2 separate regions of the Mus musculus genome follow, and region 1 is linked to region 2. A link is a loop called in an ENCODE intact Hi-C map of the cell type or tissue named here. Cell type or tissue: heart. All regions are shown on one strand. Each heading gives the region's core, and the rest is flanking DNA. Links, peaks and the distances in the headings are about the cores only.

Evidence for each region. A loop is a pair of places that touch in the nucleus more often than their neighbours do. Peaks named below come from ENCODE experiments on the same cell type or tissue, not always from the same donor. Only the 100,000 strongest peaks of a DNase experiment are listed, where the experiment ranks them.
Region 1: a loop joins it to region 2, with 3 times the contacts of the local background. A loop is called at or near these places in 5 of 42 quality-filtered maps.

Annotation. Positions count from the first base shown.
Region 1 is chr13:95,662,046-95,671,796 of GRCm38, reverse strand. Iqgap2 (IQ motif containing GTPase activating protein 2) reads left to right here. Exons shown (of 36, transcript NM_027711.1): 21 at 360-568; 22 at 3,280-3,429; 23 at 6,041-6,204; 24 at 7,510-7,734. Among named protein-coding and RNA genes, the nearest start is that of Gm33074, 5.2 kb to the left of the region's middle. In heart, for the core only: a CTCF peak has its summit at 4,312; no DNase peak of the experiment used is centred there; H3K27ac peaks cover 608 bases.
Region 2 is chr13:95,614,901-95,624,651 of GRCm38, reverse strand. It overlaps F2r (coagulation factor II (thrombin) receptor), which reads left to right and starts at 6,186. Exons shown (of 2, transcript NM_010169.4): 1 at 6,186-6,365. The coding sequence starts at 6,278. In heart, for the core only: no CTCF peak of the experiment used is centred there; DNase peaks (open chromatin) are centred at 6,131 and 7,987; H3K4me3 peaks cover 2,659 bases; H3K27ac peaks cover 3,509 bases.

The DNA.
Region 1 (9,751 bases), core at 1,905-6,904, 48 kb before region 2:
TAATCTATCTGGTTCAGCCACCAGGTCTTAGAGCCAAGGTCTGCTGGTTAACTTTCTTTCCTCATCAATAAGACGTAGATAGTACTGTCTGTTCAGTGTCTGAGCCTGGTGACAGTCGGGGGAGGGCTGGCTAGTGAGAATTAGATAAATAGAACACAGTGGGGCCCAGGCATTATCAGTTTTGTGCATTTGTTTATGTGGCTTTGCTTATCTGGCTCTCACTGATGGAGAATGAGCCACACCACAGACTGCATATGTTGGTTGGCGTATTTTTGTAGTAATATTTTAATTGCAGAGCCAGCTGCTTATCCTGCTCATGATAATCCTGAATTGAAATATGCCTGCTCTTCTCCCCACAGTTGGCTCCGAAAACCCACCATTAACAGTAATCCGAAAGTTCGTGTACCTGTTGGACCAGAGTGACTTGGATTTCCAGGAGGAGCTGGAGGTAGCCAGGCTACGAGAAGAAGTAGTGACGAAGATCAGGGCCAATCAGCAGCTGGAGAAGGACTTGAACCTAATGGACATCAAGATTGGACTGCTGGTGAAGAACAGGATTACGCTGGAGGTCAGAGAGCAGTGAGCCCCTCCCTCAGCTCCCAGGAGAGAAGTGTGTGTGTGTGTGTGTGTGTGTGTGTGTGTGTGTGTGTGTGTGTGTGTGTGTGTGTGTGTGTATGTGTGTGTGTGCTCAGGAGGACTGGTTCAGGAAAGCGCTTTGGGAATTTTGCGTATATTGCCCAAGGTTTATCATTTTTTGTTATAAGTTACTCATTTTCATGCCCCTTGCCTATGACGTATTTGTAAATCTTTTTAACCACGCTGACAAGATTGGCATCCTTCAAGGTGGTACAGGTTCTGAAATGAAACTCTCATATGATAAAACCTATGCCCATACATACCTTTATAATAAAGCCAAGGCCTTTGTGTTAAGTATTTCACCGTTCTAATACGAAATATTAGGTATGAAATACATATGAAATGTACTAATAGGAAAGTACATCAGCCTGATGACAGCAGGCAGCACAGCAAGGCTGCCAGGGACTCGGGTCTTTTCCCAGAATCACTATTGACTGAGATAAGAAGGCTACAGATGATCCTGATACATTGAAGGGTGGAGCAGTCAGAGCCTCGTGTCCAAGTCCCTGCAAAATGCAGGACAAGTGTGGTCTGCTCCCAATGCACACAGCAGCTGCAACAATCCTAGACAATTTTGTGTATGGAAAAATACATTGTGCATATATGCAGAACACCTCGATTCCAGGCTCCAGTACTTACAAACACACCTATATGAATGAGCAGAAAGCCATTCAAAATTTCTACCTTCAAGATCATTCAATCATCCTACAAGAGCAGAACCTCTGTCATCCACCAGAAACCACAATGAATTAGTCAAGGAATTAGTAACTTTTCTTTCTGCTTTTGAAAATTTAGTTTTGGGGACAGGTTCCTCTTGGCTCACAGTTTGCGGGTACAGTCCATCGAGGCCATGACAGCTGCCGGGTGGGGCTGAGGCAGCAGGAGTGTGTGGCAGCTGCTCACTGCCTCCACATGCCGGAAGCAGAGAGGGGGAACGTGGGTGCTGGTCCGCTGGCCCCATTTTCTATTTTATTTCCTTTGAGGCCCCAGCCTCTGGGCTGGTGCCATCACACTGAAGATGGATCTTCCCTCCTTGTCTACATCTCCCTGCAAACACCCTCATTGACATGCCAGAGGAGTCCCCCTAGGCTGCCCCGAAGATTAACTACTTCAACCATGAATTCAGCCTGACGTCTATACTATGTAACCACTAAAAGGTGTCCTGGAAGACTAGGGACAAGGCGATGGCTTACAGTAGAACAGCAGAAAAGACACTACCTGAATAATATGACTTCTATCAGCAAAGGGAACTTTGTGAAGAAATTCAGGAAAAGAAAACTTTGACATGCTCCCTGAACAACAAGAACAAAATTAACGTTGAGCGTCTGTGCTTCTTAGCCATGTGTGTATCTTACATCTTATGCAGGAAGTGCCAGCTCTAGTCCTTTTTGTGCATTTCAGTTCTGAGTCTTTCTAGTTTTTGGTTGCAAGAGCATCTAAGCCGGGCGGTGGTGGCACACGCCTTTAATCCCAGCACTCGGGAGGCAGAGGCAGGTGGATTTCTGAGTTCCAGGCCAGCCAGGGATACACAGAGAAACCCTGTCTTGAAAAGAAAAGAAAAAGGAAAGGAAAAAGAAAAAGAAGAAGAAAGAAAAGGAAAAAGAAAAAGAGCATGTTTCTCTAATCTGCAGGCATTTTCTCTCATCCTGGAAAGTCATGAAACTTTTTAGCTTTGATGATGGCTGATTTTGTTGTTCCTTTTGTAACTTATATTGTATTATAGTGGAGAATCCGTTGTTCAGTCCAAAGTCAAAATTGCTGGCTAGTTTTCCTTTCTCGGGGTTGGTCATTTCTGCTCCTGTGTGTGTTTCTGTTTTGAGGTTCTTGTGCTGTGAGGTAGGGGGTCTGACTCTTTCCTGGAGGATGTAAGTATCTAGCTGTTCCACCATCATGTTTTTAAAAAGAGTACTCTTTCTTCATTTAATTTTCTGATGCCTGCATTAAATCCTGAGAGCAAACAAGTACAGCTTTGGATAAAGCCTATGGCAAAGCCTGAACTCATCTACCAGGGGCACTTCTTCAATTTAATTTAATTTCAAGGTCCCCTCTTCCTTTGTTTCCAGGGGAAGGAAACAGAAAATGCACGTTGTGGTGGGTCTTGGTTTGGTTTTTATTGCTGTGAAGAGACGCCATGACTAAGGCAACTCTTATTTTAAAGAAAAAGAAATTTTTTTTTAATTGGGCTGGCTTACAGTTTCAGAGGTCCAGTCCATTTCATCATGGCAGAAAGCATGGCAGCATGCAGGCAGACGTGGTGCTGGAGGAGCCGAGAGTTCTACATCTTGATCCACTGGCAACAGAAAAATGTGTTCCACACTGGGCAGGGCTTGAGTATATGAGACCTCATTGCCCACTCCCACAGTGACACACTTCCTCCAGCAAGACTACACTGACTCCAAGAAGGCCACACCTCCTAATAGTGCCATTCCCTATGGGCCAAGCATTCAAACACTTGAGGTCTATGGGGGCCATCCTATTCAAACCCAAGGAGGTTGTGGGGGGGAGAGGCAGAGACAGAGACAGAATGTGTGTGTGTGTGTGTGTGTGTGTGTGTGTGTGTGTGTGTGTGTGTGTGTGTGTGTGTGTAGGAAAATGATAAAGTGTACCAAGGTAAAAATAACGATGTCATAAAATTCTTCACAGGATGTAATCTCACACAGAAAAAAGCTGAATAAGAAAAAAGGTGGTGAAATAGAAATACTGAATAACACTGACAACAAGGGAATTAAAAGCTTGAGTAAGGAGAGACGGAAAACACTGGAGACCTACCAGCAACTGTTCTACCTCCTCCAGGTGAGCGAGCTTCTCCTCCACTCTGGCTTGTGGATAAACAACAAGCTTCCCACTATGGATCCTCGCCCATGCTCCAGCCAACAGCTTAGTTACATGCTCTATGTGAACATCATAATAACAGCTTTGTATAACATTTATAATAATAGCTTAGGAAATGCTTTACTAAGTACTAACCGTTAACGTTAGGTGCTTTATGTAGAGTAACTCATTGAATTCTTGACCTAGCCCTGAGCATCAGGATAAGGAATGGCATTCTTCCCATACTGCAGATGAAAAACCTCAGACCCAACCAATAAACAGTAGGCAGCATGCAGGCAGTTAGCCTTCAGGCTCGCTCCCTTCACAACTGCACTGTACCTCAGTGATGTGCAGAAGCAACGTGAAGTTCATCATGATGACCTCAGCATGCCATTAAAGGTTTCATGTCAACCGATGACAAAACTAGTCACTAGAAAAGCAAATCTGTGCCAGGGACAGACCTCCTCCTTTGGGAGCCAGAGCCAGAGAGGTGGGACTATTTTGACGTCATTATTTTCATGGCATTATTTTCTGAGCCGAATGAGTCATAATTTGACATGGCATCCAGGGTACCGGATTATGGTTGGACTTTGATGGGCTGGCTATTGGTTTGTTCCCTGTTGACAATCTGATTACACACTGAGGGACCTGGGCAAGTACAAGCCATTAGCAGCAGACTCCACACCAGCAGGAAAACCACCCACCCTCAAAGAGGTGGGCCAGTAGTAGTTCATTGTGTGGCTCCAGGCCTGCAGGTGCCTGAACCTTTGTTGTTCCCTGGATCGGATACTTAGAAGAACTCACTGCATGCAAGAGCCCCACGGAAAGTACTAAATAACAGATTGGAGAATGACTTCAAATGGATATATGTGCCTCTGATGGCCACTATGTGGCAGCATAGGAGGAAAAATATCCGTGCTTTTACCTTTGCCTGTGCAATTCACTCCTGACCTGCAACCTTTCCCTAAAGGAAGAGCCCCTCCCCACTCCCCGCTCCCTGCTCCCCGCCCCCTGCCCCCCCCCCGCCCCCACCGCCACCTCCACTGTGGCCACCTTAAGCAGAGATGCTTTGCTTATCCAATTTAGAGTAGTGGTCAAGCCGTGGCTGAGTGTTTAAGTCGGAGGAACTCCTCAGCTGCTTGTAGTCCAGGCCTTTACCTCTCCTTGAGTCCAAGGCCAGTGATGAAATGGTAGGAAAGAAAATGGCCTGGATTCCTGTCGCCCTATGATCACACGTTAGTCGGGACTCTTCTCCACAGCTGTCCAGCCAGGAGAGGACGTGCTTAGGTCTGTGTCTCTAGCACGAGCTACACGGGGAAATAAATTCTTTTAAAACCATGATACCTACATTTAGTTATCAGTAGAAAAGAGGCTAGCAGTCTAGGAAAACATTGTCCTGGGCTGGAGAGATGGCTCAGTGGCCAAGAGCACTGCAGATGACCCAGGTTTGGCTCCCAGCATCCACTTGAGTTGGCGTCTGTAATTCTAGTTCTGGGGTATGTGTAACTCCAGTTCTGGGGTATCTGACACCCTCTCGTGGTCTCCAACACCTGCACATAAAGTGCACATGCAGGCAAGCAGACGCACACATTTAAAAAAAAAGTTTTTAAATTAAAAAGAAAATAGAGTCCAGGGTATTTTATGCACAGAACTTTATCCCAACACTCTGATCTCAAAACTAGAGTAGCAACAGAAACCAGGATCTGGTTTTTCTTGGAAACCTTCAGGCCACGCAGCTAGGGCATCCTGAGTGAGTCTTAGCTGCCAAGCATACTAACATTGACCATTGTCTTTTCTCACGAGCAGTGAGAAGAAGAGTGGCCCATCTTTCTGTGTGAATTCCTCTCTCTCTGTATACACTATATTTTCTCCTTTAACTTTGGTCCAGCCGGCAAAGCTGCCAGAGGAAGACGCTTAGACCAAAGGCTGGCTCTAATTTCACTCTCTTCTCTGGAACTCTGTTGTCTTTAAATTCCTGTCAATTTCTTGAACTCCTTTTATTCTTGGGGGGGGGGGCTGGGGGCAGGTGGGTCCTTGTTTTGACTCATGTTCTTTCTGGAATTTCTCTTGTTGGCTATTCTGACCCCACCCCCACCCTCCCCAGCCTTATTCTTTCTCCCTCTTTGGAGAATGTCATGGCGGGCTGGCTCACTGTCTCCATGTGTAAGCAGGGCCTTTTCTTTCTCCTTCTAGGCACAGATGGTGTGTATTTCCTTCTGTTTACCTGTCAATCTTTCTAGGCCAGCTTGGCTACTTCAGTCTGTTCCTTTCTCCTCAGTTCAGATTCTATGGGCCCACCTCCTCTTCTGTGTCTCTCTAATAAACATTATATGTCGTTAAAAGTACAAAAATGTATAAAAGACGACTATAGCAAACAAACCATGTAATAAGCAGCACTAACATGTTATAATGTTTCAATGTAGCTTCCTAAACTGTCATTGTATAATATTAGCTGATCTCTGCCAGAGGCTGTGTGCTAGGACCCATCTGTTCCTCACGACACATTCAGTCACGGGAGAGCCGAGAATCAGATGCCACGCTCTGCTTTCGTAGACATCAGCCTCTAGCTGACGGCTCCCACCTTCTCTTGTAGACCAAACCTTCATACCTGGCTAAGCTGATTTTCCAGATGCCACAGAACAAGTCGACGAAATTCATGGACACGGTTATCTTCACTCTATACAATTACGCCTCTAACCAGAGGGAAGAATACCTGTTGCTCAAGCTCTTCAAAACTGCGCTGGAGGAAGAAATCAAGTAGGTATAAAGCCCACGAGAAAGCACCAAGGCAGGTGCTCATGATAGCGGTGGGCTAGCTCAGGCTGACACACATAACTTTAAGAATTCCATTCAAAATACTGTCGAAATGCATCAAGGTCTGTCAGACTGAAGTGGAATTTTGATTGATAGTTGAATTTCAAGTTTTTTGGAGCTATTGTTAGCTGCAGATTTCTCCTACCAGAGATCCAACCGAATCAGCTTTGATTGTCTCCGCCTCCCACAAGTGAAAACTTATGGAAAGTTAATGAGAGGCATTACTTTCTAATTCTGAGTAGCAGCATCTTCAGCAAGTAGGGCAGAGGTTGCGATCTCTGCTGAACAGTTAGTCTTAGACAGAGGAGGTCTTCAGAGTCAGGCAGCTCAGCTATGGGATGCAGCCAGATGCCACATGGCAGTGACCTTAAAGGGCATCTGAAGACATTGAGGCAATTTGTTCACCCAAGAAAAACTTCAAAATGAGGTGAACCAGAGGGACAGGGTCGCCCATGGTGAGCAGAGGGACAGTGCTGCCCATGGTGGGCAGAGGGACAGTGCCACCCATGGTGAGCAGAAGGACAGTCGCCTGTGGTGAGCAGAGGGACAGGGCTGCCCGGGGTGAGCAGAAGGACAGGGTCACCCACTATCTTAGTCGTCGTCCATTTGCAGCTTGTTCCTCCCTGTAGGATGAGACTGAAGCTGTAGCTTAATTTTCCAGGCCTTGAGTTGCTTGGGTAAGAAGTGCACATCTTATAAGTGGCAGCTTATGTTGCAACCGTATTAATTCTGTTTCATATGAAGAAAAATAAAACTCCATGTACTGGCTAGTTTTGTGTTAACTTGACACAGGCTGGAGTTATCACAGAGAAAGGAGCTTCAGTTGGGGAAATGCCTCCATGAGATCCAGCTGTAAGGCATTTTCTCAATTAGTGATCAAGGGGAAGGTCCCCTTGTGGGTGGTGCCATCTCTGGGCTGGTAGTCTTGGGTTCTATAAGAGAGCAGGCTGAGCAAGCCAGGGGAAGCAAGCCAGTAAAGAACATCCCTCCATGGCCTCTGTATCAGCTCCTGCTTTCTGACCTACTTGAGTTCCAGTCCTGACTTCCCTTGGTGATGAACAGCAATGTGGAAGTGTAAGGTGAATAAACCCTTTCCTCCCCAACTGCTTCTTGGTCATGATGTTTGTGCAGGAATAGAAACCCTGATTAAGACACTTAACAAAGCTCTTAGGTGCCTTGGATAGTCTATCTTGTTTAAACCTCTCTCCAAAGAAGTCAACCATCTTGTTTTGACTTGGGCTTTCCCAGATCAAAGGTGGACCAGGTACAAGACATAGTGACAGGCAACCCTACAGTCATCAAGATGGTTGTCAGCTTCAACAGAGGCGCCCGGGGACAGAACACCCTGCGCCAGCTCCTGGCACCAGTGGTGAAAGAGATCATTGAGGACAAGGCCCTGGTCATTAACACCAACCCTGTGGAGGTGTACAAGGCTTGGGTGAACCAACTGGAAACGCAGACTGGAGAAGCCAGGTAACAGGGGCAGTGGGGTGACTGGCTTTGTCATGCTTTGCAATCATTAATTTTTAAAGATTTTTGGTTGTTTGTTTTGTTTTAAGTTTGTATGTTTTTTTACCCTTCATTGTATGTTTATACCTGGTGCCCAGAGAGGTCAGAACAGGACAGCAGGTCCCCTCAGATATGTGCTATAGATGGTTGTAGCCCTCAATATGGGTGCTTGGAATTGAACCTGGGTCCTTTGCAAGAGAAACTAGTTCTTTTAACCTCTGAGCCATCTCTGCAACCCCTTGTGTTCATGTGTACACGTCTTAAGCCCTGTTAAGGGGAAAAAAAGAAAGTTACTATCAAAAGTAATTTTTTAATCTGAAATGTAATCTTCCCTTAACAAACCTATGCTGTTCAAGTTCCTAGATGTGTGTGTGTGTGTGCGCGTGCATGTGCGTGCGTGTGCGTGCGTGTGCGTGCGTGTGCGCGCAGTCATGATATACCTTTTCTACTCTCCTTTTTGGAAACAGGATGTCTCACTGGCCTGGAATTCACAATTCAGTGAGGCTGGCAGGTCAGTGAGCTCCAGGCATCCCACCTGCCCCCTTCACCTCAGAGCTGGGATTTACAAGTGTTCACCAGCATCCCTGGCCTCGCTTTCCAGGAGACCTCCATCCTGGTCTCAGGCACTATCACGCATGTCCCCACCCTCGTGCATCAGCACTTTGCTGGCTGAGTGAGATCCCAGCATCCTCTTCATAAGTCAATGGTATTTTCACATCTCAGAAGCAGCTGCTCCCTGTCGTCTCAGCTCTGAGAACTCCATTCCTTGTTTATTCTTTGTGCTTCTAATGCTAGACCAAAAATCCTTTGTCAGTTCCTCCTCAGTAGCTGGAAGCAGCCTGGTGCAGGTGGGCTCGGCCTCTTCTGGAGGAGTTTGTGATCTAAGAGCGCAAGCTTTTGTTTCCCTACAAGGGGACATAAGTGAGAAACACAGAGAGTTATGTAGGTGGCTGTCATAGCACTGTTTGTCAGAGTGAGAAGTCATGGAACTCAAAATATTTACTTTGGGGTTTACTTAGTAAATGCATTCATACCACATAATGGAGTAAGTCCCTGTTAGAGGGACAGTGCAGAGTTGTATTTACCGACACTGCTGATATGGTCATGTTATACCTTTCTTTTATACTCCAGTCCAATAACCCATTTTTTAAAAAGATCAGTTATGTATATGCATATACCTAGGATTTTGAGGGTCTCGGATGTACATATTTCCATTGTACCCATGAGTGTGTGAGGCTTATACACCTATACACAGAGGGGCTTAGCATGTTAATTAATAAGATATGAAAAAATCAGTGCTATTTTCTTACTTGCTTATATGCAGGTGTTTGGTTTTTTTCTGGTTTTGTTTTTCTTTTTACTACAATGAAAGCATAAGAATTTTAATGCATAAAAAATGTAAAGGAAGCCAGGCATGGTGGAACACATCTACCATTCTAATGCTTGGGAGATAGGGGCATGAAGATCAGAAGTTTAAGGCTAGCCTCTGTGGTGGTTTGAAGGACAAAGATTCCAATTGACTCATGTATTTGAATACTTGGCCCCCAGTTGGTAGAACTTTTTGGGAAGGATTAGTGGGTGTGGCCTTGCTGGAGGTGTGTCACTGGGGGTGGGTTTTGAGGCTTCAAAAGCCCACGCCTTTCCCGTTAACTATCTCTGATTTCTGATCTGCATCTAAGCTCTCCACTACTGCTCCAGTGCCATGCCTTCCTGCAGAAATGTTCCCTGCTGTGACTCTAACCCTTTGGAACCATCAACCCCAAATTAAATGTTTTCTTTTATAAGTTGTCTTGGTCATGTTGTGTCATGGCAACAGAAGAGTAACTGACGTACTCGCCTACATGGTAACGTTAAAGGCCAGCCAGACTGAGATTCTCAGAAACTTTAAAAAAGAAAATAGGGGTAGAGGTTGCAGCTCAATAGTAAAGCATTAACCTAGCATGTACAAGGCTATGAGTTCAGTCATCAGGAAAAGGGGAAG
Region 2 (9,751 bases), core at 3,043-8,042:
CTTGCTCTGTGAGCTCCAGAGAGGGAAGGCCTGGGTACGTTATTCAGGAACTTAGTGACCAAGTAGGATACTAACCTGTGTTGTCATTGTGTGGTACAAACCATCAGAGCTTTAATGTGCAGGTCCCTGGGGCAGCTTGTGGGTGGGTGTGTGGACACTAATTAGAATTACCATTCATGATGTGACTTTTATGACTCTTGTGGTTAAGTGGGGGTTAGTGGTATCCCTCAGACATCTAGAGAAGCAACCGCAGAACTGGGAATGGCGAGAGTGTACTTCGTGTGTGTTAGAGCTTACTGCCAGTTAGCTATTTGAAAGTGCCATTGCCTCAGGTACTGAAGCCAGGACTTGGTAATGGCTTAAAACAGTCTCTAAGCTCCAAGTCATTGGTTCTCAGCCTTCCTAATGCTGAGACCCTTTAATACATTTCCTCATATTGTGTTGATACCCAGCCATAAAATCATTTTTATTGCTACCTCATAGGTGTAATTTTGCTACTGTTATGAATCATAATGTAACTTTTTTCGGAGCTAGAAGTTTGCCAAGGGAGTCACGATCCACAGGTAGAAAACAGTCGCTCCAGAAGCTGTGTGCTTCCCACGCCTCAATTGAGTGCCTGGCAGTGCCTTAGAAATAGTAGGTGCAGAAAGGAGTCTGTAGATGAGGTGCGGAGGACAGTGAGCATCCCTTCCCATGTCCTCATGAATCCAATACTTCTTTACATGGACAGTTGGATGGATGGAGCGTCTACTGATGATCTCGTGCCAACCGAACATCCTTTCGATTTCCATATAAAACAGTGGGTATGGACTTAGTCAGCTGCCTTGTTTTCCTTATAATGTAAAAGCTCTACGCTAAAATACACTAGAGTTTATCCCTTTATACACAAACTGAAGTTTCTGTTTTAAGACGGAATCTCATGTAGCCCAGCTGACGTCAAAGTCACCATAGAACCTAAGTAGCTGAGGGTGGTCTTGAACTCCTGGTGGTCCTGCCCTTGCCTCTCAAGTGCTGGGATTACAAGTGTGCACCACAGTGACCCGATGAACAAAACATTTGTTTTGTTTTAAACACATACTAAATTTGGCCCTTGCTCAATAATTTGGCCTAGGCCATATAGGTGCTTACCACTGTCCTGGGGGCTAGTTAATGGAAATACTTGTTATTCCATCATGAGAGACACTATTTCTAAACCTAAAATACCAATACAAGTTTGTAACAACAAAAGACAAAAACAGGTCTCCTCCTAGCTAGTTTGGAATTTATTTAAACCTACTGTTTGCTTGGAGAATGAATGTGGAGGTCTTAGGCACACCAGGAAGTGCCTCTCCTTTCTTCCTGTGGTTTCATGGGACATGGACTCTCATATTACCACCACCAGCTGCTATAAAAGGAAATGACTAGGTGAATTCCTAGAATATTCTGTTATCTTTGGAGAGCTTTGAATAGAGCCATGGAAACAATACCCGAAACAGGTAGAGTTAGTGGCTAAAAGGAACAGTGCTCCTAACATCCAGAGATTAACATTTACACCGCGATGATGCCATGTTTGTTTTTAAACACTGGTGCAAACCATCAACAGGGGAGGATGGCTAATGACTCACACTGTTTGGTGCCAGGCAAGTTAAAATGGGGACTGTAAAAGCCCAGTGTATGCAAATCATCCCATTGGGAACGGCGCTGTAAAGCTGAGACTCCTTTGTAGGGAAGCCCTGGTGAGCTTGTCCATCATTCACAACGAATGAACATCCATTATAAAAGTGACAGAAAGGTTGGGCGTGAGTGGCAAAGAACTAAAGCTGAGGGACTTGGCGTCCTTTTCTCCGCACTTGCATTCCATTGGCCACAACTACTGAGAGATGATTTCAAGTCTCACAAAGGATGGTGTTTGATAATCCTCAAATATCAGGCAGTTAAATATAAAGGGTGTGGCACCCTCAGATCAGGCTCTCCTTAGAGATCTGAAACCAAACCACTTTTGTTCACTGAAGGATACATGAATGTGGAATATTAGTTTGTTTGATTTTGTTTCAGACAAGGGCTTACTATGTAGTAGCACAGGCTGGCCTAGAACCTACAACTCCCCTGCTTGTGTCTCTCTGGTGCTGAGACGGCAGGTGTGTGCCACCATGCCTGATTTGGAACCACAGTCCGTTTTTCTGGCTCTCTCTAAAGCTATGGTTGACAAAGTATGTTCACTGCCACCCACAGCCCACAAGTATCCCCAGCAACAGCAGCAGCAGCAGCGCCTCAGACCAACTGCATCAAAGTCTCTGGAGACACAGCCCAGCGCTGTGGGTTAAATCTTCCCGCTGACTTGGGTCCATCCATGCTAATGTCTGAATACCATGTCTTACTCTAAATATTTGTGTGGGAGCTCTCAGAGCTCATCCTCGCCCAGGGGCGTTTTCAGTACATTGGTCCAGGATGGAGTCCAGAGATCCACATTCGTACATGCTAAAAGTTACAATTGCTTCTGAAGGTACTTTCAAATTCCTTTCTAAGTGGTCTCATAATTCATAATCAGGGGCTGGCGAGATGGCTCAGTGCTTGAGAGCACTTGCTGTTCTTCCAGAGGACCCGGGGTTCAGTACCCAGCACCCACGTGGCAGCTCACAAACCATCTGTGGACCTCAGTCGCAGAGTTAGCTAAATATCCTCTCTGGCCCCTGCAGACACTGCATGAACACAAGTGTATAGACACACGTGCAGGAAAAACAACCGTACACATAAGATTTTAAAAAGAGAGCTCTAAAGAATATCCAGGAATCTTAGAGACTGCTAAGGAGAGGAGATATCTCATTCTGTCCCTTCCCTTTGCTGGCTGTGCTGCTGCCACATTCTGAGAGACACTTGAGGAAATATGTGGAGAATGCAATGGCTTCAATGTTTCAAGAGCCTTCTTTCTTCAGGGTACACTTTGTTCTAATATAGCAGCTCCCCAAAGCATCCTCTTAACACTTCTCACCATTTCTACCATCAATGTGTATGTGTGTGCACGTGTGTGTGTGTGTGTGTGTGTGTGTGTGTGTGTGTGTATGTGTGATCATGCATGTTCACATAGGTGTGTGAGTGCATGTGAAGGCCACTGAACAACCTCAAGTGTCATTCCTCAGGGACCACCCACCTTTTTTTGAGATAGGATCACCTTCTAGCCTGGAGTTCGCTGAGTAGGCTAGGCGGTTTGGCCAGGGAGTCCCAGGGATCCGCATGTCTCTGCTTGCCTCCCTAGTGCTGGAATTACACTTACGTACCACCCTAGCTTTCATACACAGTGGTTCGGGGGACGTCACTCGGGTACTCTTGCTTGTAAGCTCTCTCTCCAGCTCGTCCAATGTTTTTAAAGGGTAGGTAGACCTACATATGTTTATTTGTGTAATTATTGAATAATGTACAGAATCCTAACATTAATCATGAAGACCGCAGACAAAGGCAGAAGGCCACTTCTTGTTTTCTCAAGTTTTGCTCTCTACAGTTTAATTCATCAGTAGCCAAATATTAAATGAAATTTTCCAAAAATACAAGTTTTAATGCCATTTTAGGGAGGATGCTGAAAACTGACTCCAGGGGCTGGATAGACAGCTCGGGGGTTAAGAGCACTTGTTGCTCTTCGCAGAGGGCCTTGTTCAGTTCCCAATACCCACACAGTGGTTCACAACCATTTATAATTCCAGTTCCAGGGAATCCAGTGCCCTCTTCTGAACTCTGTGGTCACTAGGCATGCACGTGGTACAAACACATGCAAGGCAAAACACATTTAAAAAGCTTTTAAAGTTTTTCAAACTTACTCCACTCTAACCCAGGGTTTTAGGAATGAATGATTTTATTCAGTGTATCCACACGATATACACTACACCCTTGTTAATAATCATTTCAGTATGACGGTGTCTGTCCCAGTATCTCAGCTTCTGTGACTAATAAGCAACATTATATTCAGCAATGAACCGGAAGCACAAAAGAGTGATGCACAGAGGGTATCCTGACATGTGAAAGAACAGATTAACTCTGATGCTAAGGAGCAATGCGGCACGAGTTACAGGTAGAAAGCCCCCTGCAGACAGGGTTTAGCATCTCTAGCTTTCAGGCTTCAGAGTCTAGAAACATCTCTGTGGATGAAAAAAAAAAAAAGGTCTATGCTTTGTATCTTTGAACTGTCAAAAAAACTTGTCATGTGTTTTATCACTTTTATTTAAAATTCCAGTGTCCTTTTTTTCAAACTTTTTTTTGGGGGGTGGCGTTGAGATAGGGTTTCTCTGTGTATCCCTGGCTGTCCTGGAACTCACTCTGTAGACCAGGCTGGCCTCGAACTCAGAAATCCTCCTGCCTCTGCCTCCCAGGTGCTGGGATTAAAGGCGTGTGCCACCACTGCCTGGCTCAAACATTTTTTTTTTAAAGATCTTATTTTATAGATGTGAGTACACTGTCACCACCTTTAGATACTCCAGAAGAGGGCATCTGATCCCATTACAGATGGTTGTGAGCCAACCATGTGGTTGCTGGGATTTGAACTCAGGACCCTTGGAAGGGCAGTCAGTGCCCTTAACCACTGAGCCATCTCGCCAGCCCTGATTCTAGTGTCTTTACAATCAACTGAAGCATCTCTTACAAGCGTATTCCTTGGGTTAATTGCAGCAATTTTCTTTTTCTTGCCTGTGGTCCATAAAAGCGATGAACCTAAAACCCCCACAGCATTTCAGAGAGGTGAGAAAACGATACCATGTTATTATTGTGTGCAGACATGTGCTAATTGTCCCCACTTACCCTAAAATATGCTTTCTCAAAAGATTCCAGTGGGAAGGATTTTACATGGCATTGTCTAGCTGGGTGATTGCACAACTGACAGAGCAACTTAGGAAGATTGTGAGGCAGCTCTGAGGGTAAGGGGAGGAGATGGCCTCTGATCTTGTTTTCTGCATTGATCCAAATGTTGGGATTCCGCATTTTCTTAATTAGTGATTGATGGGGAAAGGTCCAGCCCATTGTAGGTGGTACTATCCCTGGGCTAATGGTCCTGAGCTCTGTAAGAAAGCAGGCTGAGCAAGCGTGAACAGCAAGCCAGTAAGCGGCACCCCTCCATGGCCTCTGCTTCAGCTCCTGCCTCCAGGGTCCTGCCTTGTTTTGAGTTCCTGTCCTGACTTCCTTTACCGATGAACACTTATATGGAAATATAATCCAAATAAACCCTTTCCTCTCCAACCTGCCTTTTTGTCGTGGTGTTTCATGGCAGCAATAGAAACCCTAAGACAATCACAGCACTTCAGAGCGCTAAGCTGTGAGCTGGCTCTTTCAGAAACTGGGTAGAGGACCAGGATTAATTTCCGGGGTGTCTTCCTCACTAGACTCTTTCTAAACAAAATAAGCTGGGGCTCCCTCTCGCTAGGCCTCAGCCATGACCCCCCCCCTTCTTTTGATATCTAACGCTGAAATGTAGTCAAGCACAAACCATAAGGACCTGGGAAGGACCCTTTAAAATTCCTCAGTGCTACCCCTCCTCTTCCCACCCAACATCTTTCTGGTGAGAAAGCCCTGGGCGTTGGGGCCTGTGGCTGAGGCTCTGGCTTGGGTCACCAGGGGAGGCAGAGTTCGGTAAGCAAGAGCTTGGTGAATCAGCGCCTGGATACCTGGTCCACTTCCACTCGTGTGTGGAAGATCAAAGGCTCAACGTGATCCATCTAAGCTCGCAAAATAAAAGAATTTCGAGAAATGTCAAGCACTCTGTCCACATATCTGGGGACACCCTTGTCACTGCAGGGGGGCGGGGGGGACGGGGGGACGGGGGACGGGGGACGGGGACGGACGGACAGAAGTCAGTAGCCAACTTTTAGCTAAACTCCAAACTTGTGTGCAGCCAGACGCCGGGGAGGAGAAGAGACTTGGAGCACCACCACGGGACTGTCCCCGTCTAGCTTCGCTTCCCTTGCTCCACGTCCCAGGAGAGTCATTGAAGCGGCCGCAGGCGCTCTCCGAAGACCCCGAGGGGCTGAGTCACTCCCAGGCTTGCAGCTCAACCACACCGGGTGGGACAAGGGGAGACTGGGGAGGAGCGAGCATCTGGTGCGGTCTGCCGCTTGGGTTCCGGAGCGAGGGGCTGCGGGCACGAGCGGAGACTGCGGGCACGCGCACAGCCCGCGGAGCCCCGCCCCACGCCCCTGAACCGCCTCCAAATACTCACCCAGGGGCCGCGCAGTCGCCTCTAGTCACCCGCAGGCTCCGACCGAGCTACTCAGAAAGAAGTAGGCGACGGCGGGCGCCGGGCCGCGCGGGCAGCCTTGGGACAATGGGGCCCCGGCGCTTGCTGATCGTCGCCCTCGGCCTCAGCCTGTGCGGTCCCTTGCTGTCTTCCCGCGTCCCTATGAGCCAGCCAGGTAAGAGCTGCGGGTGGGTGAGCATGGGGGAAGCTATCAGAAGTTTTAGGTTGCGCCAGCTCCGTGAGGGGGTGCTCCTGGCTGCAACCCTGCCTCAGTTTCCCCCAGGAGCCAAACAGTCATTTGGGCCGAGATCTAGAGGTTCCCCTAGTCACATCCATGTGGGGCGCACCATATCCTCCCCACTCCCCGCACGGCCGATGCTCTTTTGGACTCGGTTTTGGAGGGTGCAGTCCGCGGGCCACCGGGTGTTGGATCCGGAGAGGGGCCCGAGGGTCCGCGGAACGGTCTCCACAGTCGCTTTAATTGTCATTGTGTGGCCTGTTTTACAAGACCACCTTCAGAAAGAAAGGGTCTTGTGATTCTGGGCTTTCGGTGTGCAGTGGAACCACTCTCCTCAAGTTTTTGCTTTGATGGAAACTCGTTTTCTCGTTTGATTTACAAGGAGGGAAAAGCGATGTGAAAGAAAAAATTCACAGTCACACAATAAAGACCGGACAGCCCCCAGCTTGGCCTGGTACCCAGGAGGTGATGAAGGTTTCTGGTTGCAGGGAGTGGAGTAGGTCTTTGTTATCGGAAACCTGTTTCTCTGCATGGAGAAAAGGGACCCCTCTTCAGAATCAGGCGCACCTAGAAATTATCTAGTCTTAGTTTTTTTCAATGGAATTTCTCATCTGCCGCAAGGACATTCGTTACTTACAGTGTATTTTTAAATATCTGCCAGTTTGACCAAATAAATTAGTTTGGTCGACTTATTTCGTCAAATATTTTCTCTTTTCTCCAAAGCAGAGGCGTAGCCTGTAAAGTTCCCAATTGTTTCGACTTTCTTAGTAGGGACACCTTTAGCCGTTCCTTTCACGCTGAAGAAAATCTAGTGGGTTTTCTTCAGTTTTTGTTATCTCTGAAAGAATGTGCACTTCGGTGCTCCCACATGTAAGGATTAGGAGGTGACAAAGAGTGGGGTGTTTCCTGTTGTCTGTCTTTCTTCAGTGTGAGCTTGAGTGGTGCTCATGGGAAAACTCAGAGCCCCACAGAGGGCCCCCACGCCGAGCAGCAGCTAACCAGCCTGCCTGTGTTTGGGTAGCCGACCTTAGACCTTAATCATCAGCAGCCGTGAGGGGGAGGACGATCCAAAGTGTACATGGAGGTGCGAGCTCACATAACTTTAGGTTACTTCCTCGCTTTTATTTTGGGACAGGCCTTTTAAAATATAGACTATGAGATGTGGCCAGCACAGATCATAGGTATGATAAGGAGACATTTATCCCCTTTCTCTGATTCTAAAAATAAGGCCCAGAGAGATTGAGTGGCCTGCCTTGAGGGGGGGGGGGAGTTATAGGAGTGGTCCCCCTACATTGGGTACAGACAATAAGTGAACTCACAAACTCAGCCAAAAACAAATCTGCTTCTCCTTACCGCTGCATAAAGAGAGAATGGCTGTGGGTAACTGTGGCCAAGTGCCTTGGGATTTCAGAGACGGCCATCCTTATCTCTAGGCCAAGCCCAGTCCCTTGGCAAGAAGCAAGAGGTCCCTGTACAAGACGGGCCCCAGCCTTGCTCTACTTCCCCTGACATATTCCTCACTTCACCCAGTCTCTAATCGCTCCTCAAGAATGTTGCCCGCTCTGGGTTCTTCTCCCATGTCACTCCAGACCAGCCGGCTTTTCTCAACTTCGCATGTCCTCTTAACCGTGAACCGTGAACCGCTACTCTGTAGGAACCTCCCGCCCTAGCTGCTCCTGCCTGGGTCTGTCATGTGAACTTGCTCTTTTTAAAGCCCAGGACTTGCTTCTTTTCCAAAAATCTTCCTCCCATTCACCTTCCTCCCCACCCCGGGCCTCTTCGGTTCCTGCTGCCCTGGTGAACTGGAGCTTAGCTGGGTTCTAAGCAAAAGGACCGCAAAATAATGGGGTTCACCAGAAACCTGGGTGTCTGATGTTGCTACTCTCTTCGTTTGGAGCTCACATCTCTTTTGTTCCTTAGTAACTCTCTTTTATTCAGTTTTTTACTTCCTCTTGCTAGAACTGACAGAATAAATGGCTTTCCCTATAAGCCAGGTGTTTTTCCAGGATTCACTGCTCCCCACGTCCTGCCTTGCTGTAGTTCTCTACTAAACCCAGTAGAGTTAACAAGTTCATGGCTGGAGGAGGGGTTATGTGCAAGCCTGTGTCAGTAAGTTCCAGTGCTAGTGTGCGAGCACACACACACACACACACATACTAGGATAACAGTCATACATGGGTGCTGCGATGGGAACTTAGTCCCTCGGGCTTTTGTTGTAACAAGTGTTCTCTCTGAGCCATCTCTCCAGTCCTGTTTGTTTTTTGAAACAAGATTTGCTGTGCAGCACAGGCTGGCGTTAAACTCAAATCCTCCTGCCTCAGCCTCTCAGGTTCTAGAGATACAAGTAGGCACTACGATGCCGGAGTTTTGAGGTAAAGGGTTTATCCCTGCATCCTTATATCCTGCAAATCCCCTGTAACCTTGTGTGTGTTATTGGCTTTCAAAGGTAACTTTGCCGTCTTAAACTCATCTATGAGTTGCACATGGCAACAAGCAATTCTGTACAGCTTTAGGAAAAGACACTATAGAATATATATTTAAAGTTTGTGACAAGTTGCAAATTGGATTTTAGAGTATTACAGAAACATGGTTTCTGTTTTGTTTTGTTTCTGTCTGTCTGTCTGTTTTGCTAGCCAGCCATAAGTGAGAAATACATTTTACTTTGTGGCACAGTTGAAATATGCATAATAACATCCATGACACCCATGTGACTCCAGCCTCAAGGCGGCTAGACACCTCAGGCCCCTGTGAGCAACCGCACGCATGTGCACATACCACCCCTAAGACACATACATGTGCGCGCACACACAAAGCACACGCACACGCACACACACAATACACATAATTACAAATAAGTAAAAAGATTTTAAAAACTTGTGGCAACCCCTACAATTGGATTTCATAGCCATTGCTCAATCTCTGCTGGAATTTTAACCTAGCATAGCTGGGACAGTGATTCGTCCTAAGGAGCAAACTCAAGGCCTAGCCAGAAGAGCTGTGCTTTCTCAGAAGTGTCATTTATGAATCTCTATCTTGTTTAGGGTCCGTTATTTCAGTTCAGGCTCACTGACTGCAGAAAGGCTGGGGTAGCGGGACAGCTGAAGTCTGGGATGGACTGTGGACCCTGGGACACACTGATCCTGAGTTGGTCTTTGATGTCTTGCTGTTGATTAGAGCATAGACGGTGGCTTTCTGGGGACAGGAACCTTGGGGATGGTGACTCAGGGCAGAGAACAGACCACAGGGGTCACAGTGGCTTTCACGGAGGCCCATGAGCATCCTAACGCCACATCTGTCTCCTGCCTCCGGGCAAGAGTCTTACA